Regions from separate parts of the Mus musculus genome. Here region 1 is linked to region 2. The links are chromatin loops, found by intact Hi-C in ENCODE. Cell type or tissue: left cerebral cortex. All regions are shown on one strand. Links, peaks and the distances in the headings refer to the core of each region. The heading gives the core; the rest is flanking DNA. Region 1 holds the start of Ube2v2 (ubiquitin-conjugating enzyme E2 variant 2). Region 2 holds the start of Mzt2 (mitotic spindle organizing protein 2).

Region 1 (4,395 bases), core at 241-4,240, 270 kb before region 2:
TAAAACAGAAAAAAACTCATCCTTTGAGGAATACTCCAAATTAAGTTAGTCATGATGGAGAGAATGCTGGATTATACTCTTGCTTCTGTTCCTGTAAAGTTATGTGTAACTTTTTACTTCTTTGGTTTCTCAATTTTCTAAGAAGGAATTCTCAATCTAATTTGAATTATTATCCTCCAAACTTTTTCCAGTTAGAGTTCAAGGTCAGCCTGGCTACATGGGACACTGACTCAAAAATAAATAAATAAGCTCCATTTTCTAAGATGTATTTTAATTATACCAAAGTTCCCATTTCCTTGGTCTAAAACCAGTGAAAATAACAAACAGGATACAGATATCTAATATGCAATACATGGGCAAATAATCCAACGCTTAGAGTACACATTCAATTGCCAAAAACCAAAGTTTGATAAAAAGTATGGACCACTCATTTTATCTAATTACTGCTCTTTTCAAAATACTTAACATTCTTTCATATGAGTAGTGTTAAATATGTTCCAAAAAACAAATGCTGACTGGAGAGATGGCTCAGCTGCTAAGAACACTGGTTGCTCTCCCAGAGGTCCTGAGTTCAATCCCCAGCAATCACAAGGTGGCTCACAGCCATCTGTAATGGAACCCAATGCCCTCTTCTAGTGTGTCTGAAGACAGCTACAGTGTACTCATATATATATAATAAATATTTTTAAAAAGAACAAATGCAATCACAAATTGACATTTTTCATATTACAATACACCATTTTATTAGTTTAATTTTAAGGTAGTGAGCACAACTCTTTAAAAAACATGGCACTAATAAGCACATATATTTCAAATAAGAAGTAAAGAGATTAAGGGTTATAACATTAAAAGATCACTTTTAAAATGAGCTTTGGTCTTGGACAGCTCTGATCTGACCACTGATGTATTTTCCAGAGGTAGAACTGCTAAAGATTTTATTGTCTATGGCACTCATACACATAAAGGTAAGATTTAAACAATATGAAAAATGTATATGAAGGCATTACCTTGAAATGTTAACAATCACAACATGCACTCAACCTCTTCCATTTCTACAACCTAGATTCAATAAGAACTAGAAAAAAAAATAAATCTTATGAATCATCATTTTTAAATGCTAAAACTCAACACTTTTAAACTGTTTTAATTTTTTTTGTCACCAAATTTCTAAACCCTGTTGGCATTTAAATTTCAAGTTTCTGCTCAAAGGCAACCGAACATTGTAGACAAGAGTAGAACACCTATCTAAGGTACCAACTGTCCTGCAATTAGCTTTCGTCTGGCTCAGTGTACTGTAGTTTTTCACTTAATTGAAAAAAAAAAAGAAGAAGAAGAAGAAGAAGAACACGCATTCGGCCACCTAAGTAAAATCGTCGCCCTCTTATTCCAGACAGCAGCCACCCTCCGGTTAGTCCTATCCTCCCGCACGTGTCTGTCTGGTGGACTCCCAGCCTAGATCCCCGGCTCCATCCAGGATGCCTCTCCGCCGTAGCCCCGTTGATGGGCAATGCCACCGCCACCGCGGGCCGCTCCAGCGCACTCCACCCTCGGCTCCGCTGCGGCGCCCAGATCTGCCGGTCCTCCCGCAGGGCCGCCGCGGGCGGTGGGCGCGCAGGCTCCCCGTCACCGCGAGCTCTGACACGCGCGTCCCGACCTCCCTACCGCCCGCCCCACCCCCTGCCCCTCGCGGGGCCCTCCGCACTGCGCACCCGCAGTCCCGCGCGGCCCGCCGGACAGAAAGCAGCGGGAGCGCGGCAGACCCGGCTAGGAACCGACCTGTGGAGACCGCCATCTTCTCCTGCTACCAGACGCACCACCGCACGCAGGGCGTCAACGTCACTTCCGGCAGCGCGTTGCTCTCCGTCATAGAGGGACCGATAGTGGGGATAGTGGGGACTGTATCAGGTTCCTGTTCCTGGCAAGCTTTGCCCCTGATGGTCTCTGGAACTGTTGGTTCATCGGTTGTCCTAATCAAAACACACACATAAAACTGGGTTGGGAGACTAAGGCAGCATGAGCTTAAAAAGTCTTTAAAAGATCTGAGATCTCCAATAGTGTCAGTGTGTCCAAGGGAAATTTTCCCTATGACTCCTCTTATTAAATATTGAAATAATGTCTAAACAAACGCTAACAGTTACATCACGAGCCGGGCGTGGTGGCGCACGCCTTTAATCCCAGCACTCGGGAGGCAGAGGCAGGCGGATTTCTGAGTTCGAGGCCAGCCTGGTCTACAAAGTGAGTTCCAGGACAGCCAGAGCTATAAAGAGAAACCCTGTCTCGAAAAACAAAGTTACATCACACCAAACCTGTTATTAATAATCAAGGTAAAACATGGGAATTCACAATTGTGTTGGGGAAAAAAAAAAAAAACTATTCCAAAAGGTTGGGCTGTGTTAGTGCAGGCTACGTTTAGGCTGTAGTTTTGCTCTGATGACACCAGAACCAAAAGTCCATCAGTAAAGAAAGCCACAGAAGAAACTCAAGCAAAACCGTGAAGCAAAAAGGGATGGAGAAAAGCAGCTTACCACCTTGCTTCTGAGAAGGCTAGGCTGACTCCATGACAGACTTCAAATTGACAGTTAAGGAGACTGGGCCTAAGAACTGGGAAAGTCCAGGCAAGCCCAGGCAAGTCAATTACTAATAGAAAAAAACCCAGGCTCCAGCCTTCATGCCCGATAATGGTTCTAGGATGCCTAGAGATAGAGTAAGATAAAACTCATCTTCCCCAGAATTCCAATGTGCTTTAAAGCAAGCATGCACACTCACTTAGTTGTCTCTCTGTTTTGGCAATGGGAGACTCCAACACGCTGGACTTCTGCAAAATAAAGCACTCTCTGAGTATACATACTATTTGAGTCCCAGGTGTCATTCTTCGGTGAATCATGGACCTTTACATTTCTATCTTACGTTCACCTACCTTATTTGGAGGAGTAAGCCCATGTACCTAAAGATGGTATACCCATACCCAACTGGATTCTCCTACAACAATTAGTGACTAAGAAAGTTCCCCCAGGTTTTTCTTTTCAGACATGCCCACAGGTTATTCTGACTAAGGCAAGTCTTAAATTGAGATTTCCTCTTTCCATTTGTGTCAAGTTCACAACAAAGATTATCTAATACAAGTCCATTCCAAGTGCATCATTGTTAATATTCCTTTCTTGTTTGTGCCCAAGATGTCATAAATACTAAAATATTAAATACAGTACAACTTTAGAATTCCCAGTCTTTAAAAATTCCAACCCTCTAAGTCTCTTTAAAATATCCAAAGTCAGGTTCAATAAATACCACACACAAGCAAATATTATAGGCTACTCACAATGCTATTGGTTATCCTTGACAACCTAACTGTAAGACTATATTGCTGAAGACATCACATACTTATGCAACTGAACATGAAAAAAATTCAGTTGGGGGCTGGTGAGATGGCTCAGTGGGTAAGAGCACCCGACTGCTCTTCCGAAGGTCCAGAGTTCAAATCCCAGCAACCACATGGTGGCTCACAACCATCCCTAACGAGATCTGACTCCCTCTTCTGGAGTGTCTGAAGACAGATACAGTGTACTTACATATAATCAATAAATAAATCTTAAAAAAAAATCAGTTGGGATACAACTAGATGTTTCACATCTATTAACTAGCATTTATATATTTGATGCTTAGTCACAAGGGAGTAGAACTATTTGAAAGGATTAGAGGAAATAGGAAGTGCGGCCTTGTTGGAGACAGTGTGTCACTGGGAAGGGGCTTTGAGGTTTTAAAAGCCCATGCAAAGTCTAGTCTGTCTTCTTCTCTCTATGTCCACCTAGAATGTAGCTCTCAGTTACTGCTACAGCACCTGCCTGCATGCTGTCATTCTATTGCTATGATGATATTGAACTAAACCTCTGAAACTGTAAGCAAGTCCCCAATTAAATGCTTTCTATCAGAAGAGTTGCCTTGGTCATAGTATCTTAACAGTAGTAGAGCAGTGACTAAGACAGTACCTAGCCTTTATGGTTATGTGGATTATAGCACACATATTTAAAGGCTTTAGAGCTAGTATTCACATGTAAGAGAAGACATAGAAACATACATATCTGTCTTTGGGGGTGTCTGAGTTAATTCTCTCTAAAAGATTTTGTCCTAGATCTATCCATTTGCCTTCTAATTTTTATAATTTTAACAGCTTATTGATTCCATTGTATATCTGTACCACATGTTCAGTATCCACTAATCAGTTAATGAATATCTAGACTGTTTCCAATTTCTGGTTATTATGAATACAGGCACCATGAACATGGATAAGCAAGTATCTCAATAGTAGCATGTAAAGTCTTTGCATATATACTCAAAAGAGACATATCTGAATCTTCAGGTGAGAAGGCTAAACTGATTCCATGACAAGCTGCAAACTAG
Region 2 (4,395 bases), core at 133-4,132:
TGATCCCTCATGTTTGTCCCTGACCTACATCCTCTGCCTGGGTAGGGATCTTTAAAGTGTGCAAGTGTGGGGGTGTTGGATGATCCGGGGGCACCGGTACAATTGCATATTCTAAAAGTACTGTGTCTTTGATAGACTAAGCAAGAAAACATGTCCTTGTTCTGAGTTGCATGGCTGGGATGGCCTACAGTGCCCTGGTATTGTAGCTCAAAGCTGCCCTGGCCTTGTGGGACAATGGCAACTTCCAGCGGCAGAGTGCACATCAACACCAAACCCACAGATTAGACAATCAAATGCCTGTGACAGGAGAAGATGGGCAGCAAGAGAACCAGGGTGAGGGGTGGGGGCAGGGAGGCAGGTGCTTGGGAGGAGGGCCATGGAGCAGACCTGGAGAGGCTGCAGGCCTGAGGGAAAGGTTACCCTTGTTTCTCTTCCACAAAGAGAAAGGGTGATAGAGGCCAGAGACACACATTGATCAGAAAGTGGGTGGGTCAGCGTGTATGTGTGAGTCCCCAGGCCTGACAGTCTGCCTTCACTGGGCCAGACTGCTCACTTTACCCCACCTGGATTCCTTCCATGTGGTTCTTGCACTTACAGGCAGGAAATGAGCACTGGACTTGCATCCACTTGTCTGGGAGGACAAGCTGTATTTCAGAGGGTCCGACAGGCAGAGAGAACAGATGTAACAGATAGGATGGGCAGGCTGGAGGACCTGAGATCCCTGTTACACTCTGCTCACCACCATCTGCTTACACCTGGTCCCACTCATGACCAGGCCATTCACACCTGAGAACTGGGTGAATCTTTCTGTCAGACCTCTACTTTTTGTCCCAAAGGAATCAGATGGCTTCAGTCCTGCAACCCAAAAAAATCCCCAGATGAGAGGTGTTCGGGCCTGGCCTGAGATGAACAGGAGCTAGACGTGGCCCTCGGAGGGGGAGGCGTTGTCTGCTCTGCTCTCTGAACACTTCCTTGAGGCTGTGTGGTAGATGGAGACCAAAGCCATGTTTATTCCTCTACCTGTGCAATGGAGGCATGATGAAGAGGTGAGAGGGAGTCAGAAAGACCAAGTCTAGCTTGCTTGGACCAGTCTTTGGTCCAGCAGTACAATCCGAAAGGTGGAGCCAACTAAAGTCCCTGAAAGGTGGATGGGTCTGCAGACCTTGGGAGGAGGCCTATAGACAGGTTGAGCAATTCTAAGACAAGCCGGCACGAGGTTCTCTACTCCTTCCCCACCTCGGCCACCCTCTAGGCAGAAGTACCCAGCCCATCTCTAACCTCGGGTCTCTGATGTGGATGTAGACAGAGATATGGGCACCGAGTCCTGGGGATCGCTTGCCAGCCGCTGCCCAGCACACATGGACTTCAGCATCTGGAAGACGGCGAGGGGAGCCACATTCAGATTCAGCAAGTCCACCAGGATCCTGGGGAAACAAATGCAGTGCTTAGCGAATACTGAAAGCCACAGGGCGGACATGCTCTAGGAGTCGCGCCAGCTGGGTCACCGTCTTGAAACCCCTTAAAGAGACACGGATATCTTAGAGTAGCAGATGCAGGAATGAGGAGTCCTAAAGCCGGCATTATCTGTAGGGAGTATGAGCTCAAAGTCCCGACCCCCGCTTTCTCACTTGAACACATCGGGGTCGATGGCGGCGCCAGCAGCCTGAGCTAGCTCGTACAGCTCCATCTCCTCGGCCCCCAGCACTTTCTTCCGCCGAAGCGCCAGCTTCTGCAGCGTTGCTGTCTCCAATCCTGTGGAAACCGCGAGTGCAGCACCACCAGCAGCAGCCGCCGCCGCCGCCATTCGTATAGCCTGAAAAGGGATCTGTGTTGGACAGAGTCTCTGCAAGTCAACAGCTCCAGCACCGAGGCGAGAGTTCCAAGAGGCCTTTACACAGTCGGTTACTTGACTTGTTCGGAACGTCTACTGTGCACAGGGCAGTGTGCTAGGCATGGGGTGGGGTGGTGGGAAGCTGATCACTGCCTGACGATCAGACTTGGACTGCTGGCTTAGGTAGCAGACCCCAGAATAGTACCTGGCATATACCGGGTACTTAGCAAATGCCTGTTGGATGACGAGTATTCACGATCTCGTGTAATTACCAGTTCTGTTGACGGTCCCTAAACAGCTTTGCTTTTAAACGGATACGCACTCCTGTCCCCCGACCCCGAAATACATAAACTTGGGGAGTAAAGAGCAACTGAGGACGTCACTGCGCACGCGCCTTGTGGCCAACTGCTTCTGCACTTGATTGGCTTTTGCTTTTGCAGGCGCTTTTCCCGGGAGGTTGAGCCGCTTTTCCCAGTAGGCAGGGGTGTGGCCTGACGCGCAGCTTGATGACGCTATTTCCGGGTTGTGTGTCTGGATAGCGGCGTCTATTTCTGAAGATAGGTAGGATGGTCATTTTGAACTCAACACGTTAGCTTGGCCGGTGTGTTGAGAACTGCAAATGTTTGGCCGGTTACCATGATTGTCACTGCCATCGGGAAAGAGTGGACCGGGGGAGCCGTCCAGAAGTGCCTACACAGTGAAAGGGGACCAGGAGGGGCATCTAAAATTTGTGCGGGGGCACTCTTGGAGATATTTTGTCTCCTGATGCTTTGTCCATTTTACATTACTAGTCTTTTGCATATGTGTGTGTATCCGTATGTGTATGTTTGTTGATTGGTGTTTTTATTTTTTCAATTTGTTTTATTCTGGCTTGATTTTTTTTAAATGTGCCTATTTGCTAGAAAAGAGAGGAGGGAGAGAGAGAGAGAGAGAACTTGAGAAGGTAGGGAAGTGGCAAAGTTCAGGGAGGAGGTAAGGGAGGGAAATCATGATCAGATTATAGAGTATGAAAAAATATTTTCAATATAAAAATATATTGGGTGAATAGTCTTCATTCTTAGGGGAAAACGTATTCATTACCGGGAAGGGGAGAATTTAGAGCATCTAGTCAGTTCTCAGCCTTCCTTCTTTCTTCCTTATACTGAACACAGCTTCCCTGGTTCTGCACTTCCGGTCTTCATATTTGGTGAACCTTTGGCCAGTCACCAAGGTCCAGATCTAAGGACTAAACACCATTTCCATGTTGAATGGTGCGTCTGTCACAGTGAGGACCATGGTGACAGTAAGCTGCTGGTGACTGTGAAGAGCCAGTGTGGGCTGTGGGGAATGAGTCTGGCTCCAGGAGCAGACATTACAGGATGTATGTGCATCTAATCTGGCACCTGCTTCCCAGGGTGGAACATCAGGTGCTTGTTTGCAGGATTCCAGAATATCTCAGGTTTTCGCAGAACTGTGGCCATGATGTAAATGTAGGGCCTCCCTGCCTCATTAGTTTATTGTAGGATTGATGGCTCCAGGAACCAGCTCCTATTGGTCAGAATGCCCAAGAGTACAAACTGGAGGCAAATCGAAGTGAGGCACAGCATCATCTCCCTAGCCAGACAACTGTTACCTGCATGCCATCAGCTCTGCCTGTTTGTAGGAGTATATCACCTCAGGTCCATGGATGGCCAGTGTCCATTCATAGAAGGAAGGTCAAGGTAGGGTCATTGGACCCTCACATAAGTCACTCCGCCATTTTCATATAATTCTGACATAATCATACATGGCCTCAACTTTAGGAAAGTCCAGAGGACTAAATTGCACAGACTTAGAGACCTTAATAAAGGGCTCTTGTACTAATACGCACTTAAAAATTCAAACATTTATGTACACACAACATGCTCATACAAAATCTCTCTCTCTCTCTCTCTCTCTCTCTCTCTCTCACACACACACACACACACACACACACACACACACACACTGTCTTGGCTAGTGTTTTGCCAACACGACACAAGATAGAGTCATCTGGGAAGATCCTCCATTGAGAAAATGACCCTATCAGATGGCCTGTGGGCAAGCCTGGGGTGCATCTTTTTTTTAATTGATGACTGATACCAGAATGCCCAGGTGACTATGGCTGGTACCGCACCTGGGCATGTGGTCCCGGATGGTATATCAGAGCAGGTTAAGCTAGCAATGGGAAATAAGCCAGCAACATTTCTCCATGGCCTTTGCACCAGCTCCTACCTTTGTGTTCTGTCTTGAGTTCAGGCCCTGATTTCCACAGATGATGGATCACAACTTGTGAGATAATATGAGCCCTTTTCTCCCCAAGTTGATTTTGGTCATGGTGTTTTATCAAAAGAATAGAAGCCCTAACTAAGGCCCATATTGTTACGTATTCTTTCACACTGTTATACTCTCAGATGCTCACATGTGACTCAGTGTCATATACATTCACAACCATGTTGCATGCAAGTATATATTCTCACACTTGAATGCTTACATGCCTGCATGCTCACACTGCACACACAGTGTGTTAAACACACAACCTCACACAGAAATGCTTGAAGCAAGTA

Evidence for each region. Hi-C counts contacts between places; a loop is a spot of excess contacts. Peaks named below come from ENCODE experiments on the same cell type or tissue, not always from the same donor. Only the 100,000 strongest peaks of a DNase experiment are listed, where the experiment ranks them.
Region 1: it touches region 2 in a loop (2.6-fold over the local background); 1 of 42 quality-filtered maps calls a loop at or near these places.

The regions. Positions count from the first base shown.
Region 1 is chr16:15,592,684-15,597,078 of GRCm38, forward strand. It overlaps Ube2v2 (ubiquitin-conjugating enzyme E2 variant 2), which reads right to left and starts at 1,835. Exons shown (of 4, transcript NM_023585.4): 1 at 1,777-1,835. The coding sequence starts at 1,792. In left cerebral cortex, for the core only: no CTCF peak of the experiment used is centred there; a DNase peak (open chromatin) is centred at 1,837; H3K4me3 peaks cover 1,429 bases; H3K27ac peaks cover 912 bases.
Region 2 is chr16:15,861,120-15,865,514 of GRCm38, forward strand. It overlaps Mzt2 (mitotic spindle organizing protein 2), which reads right to left and starts at 2,250. Exons shown (of 3, transcript NM_029354.3): 1 at 1,629-2,250; 2 at 1,279-1,424. The coding sequence starts at 1,804. Gm41425 (a long non-coding RNA gene) reads left to right here and starts at 2,318. Exons shown (of 3, transcript XR_875934.2): 1 at 2,318-2,392. In left cerebral cortex, for the core only: CTCF peaks have their summits at 1,754 and 1,958; DNase peaks (open chromatin) are centred at 1,635, 1,778 and 2,285; H3K4me3 peaks cover 2,503 bases; H3K27ac peaks cover 1,565 bases.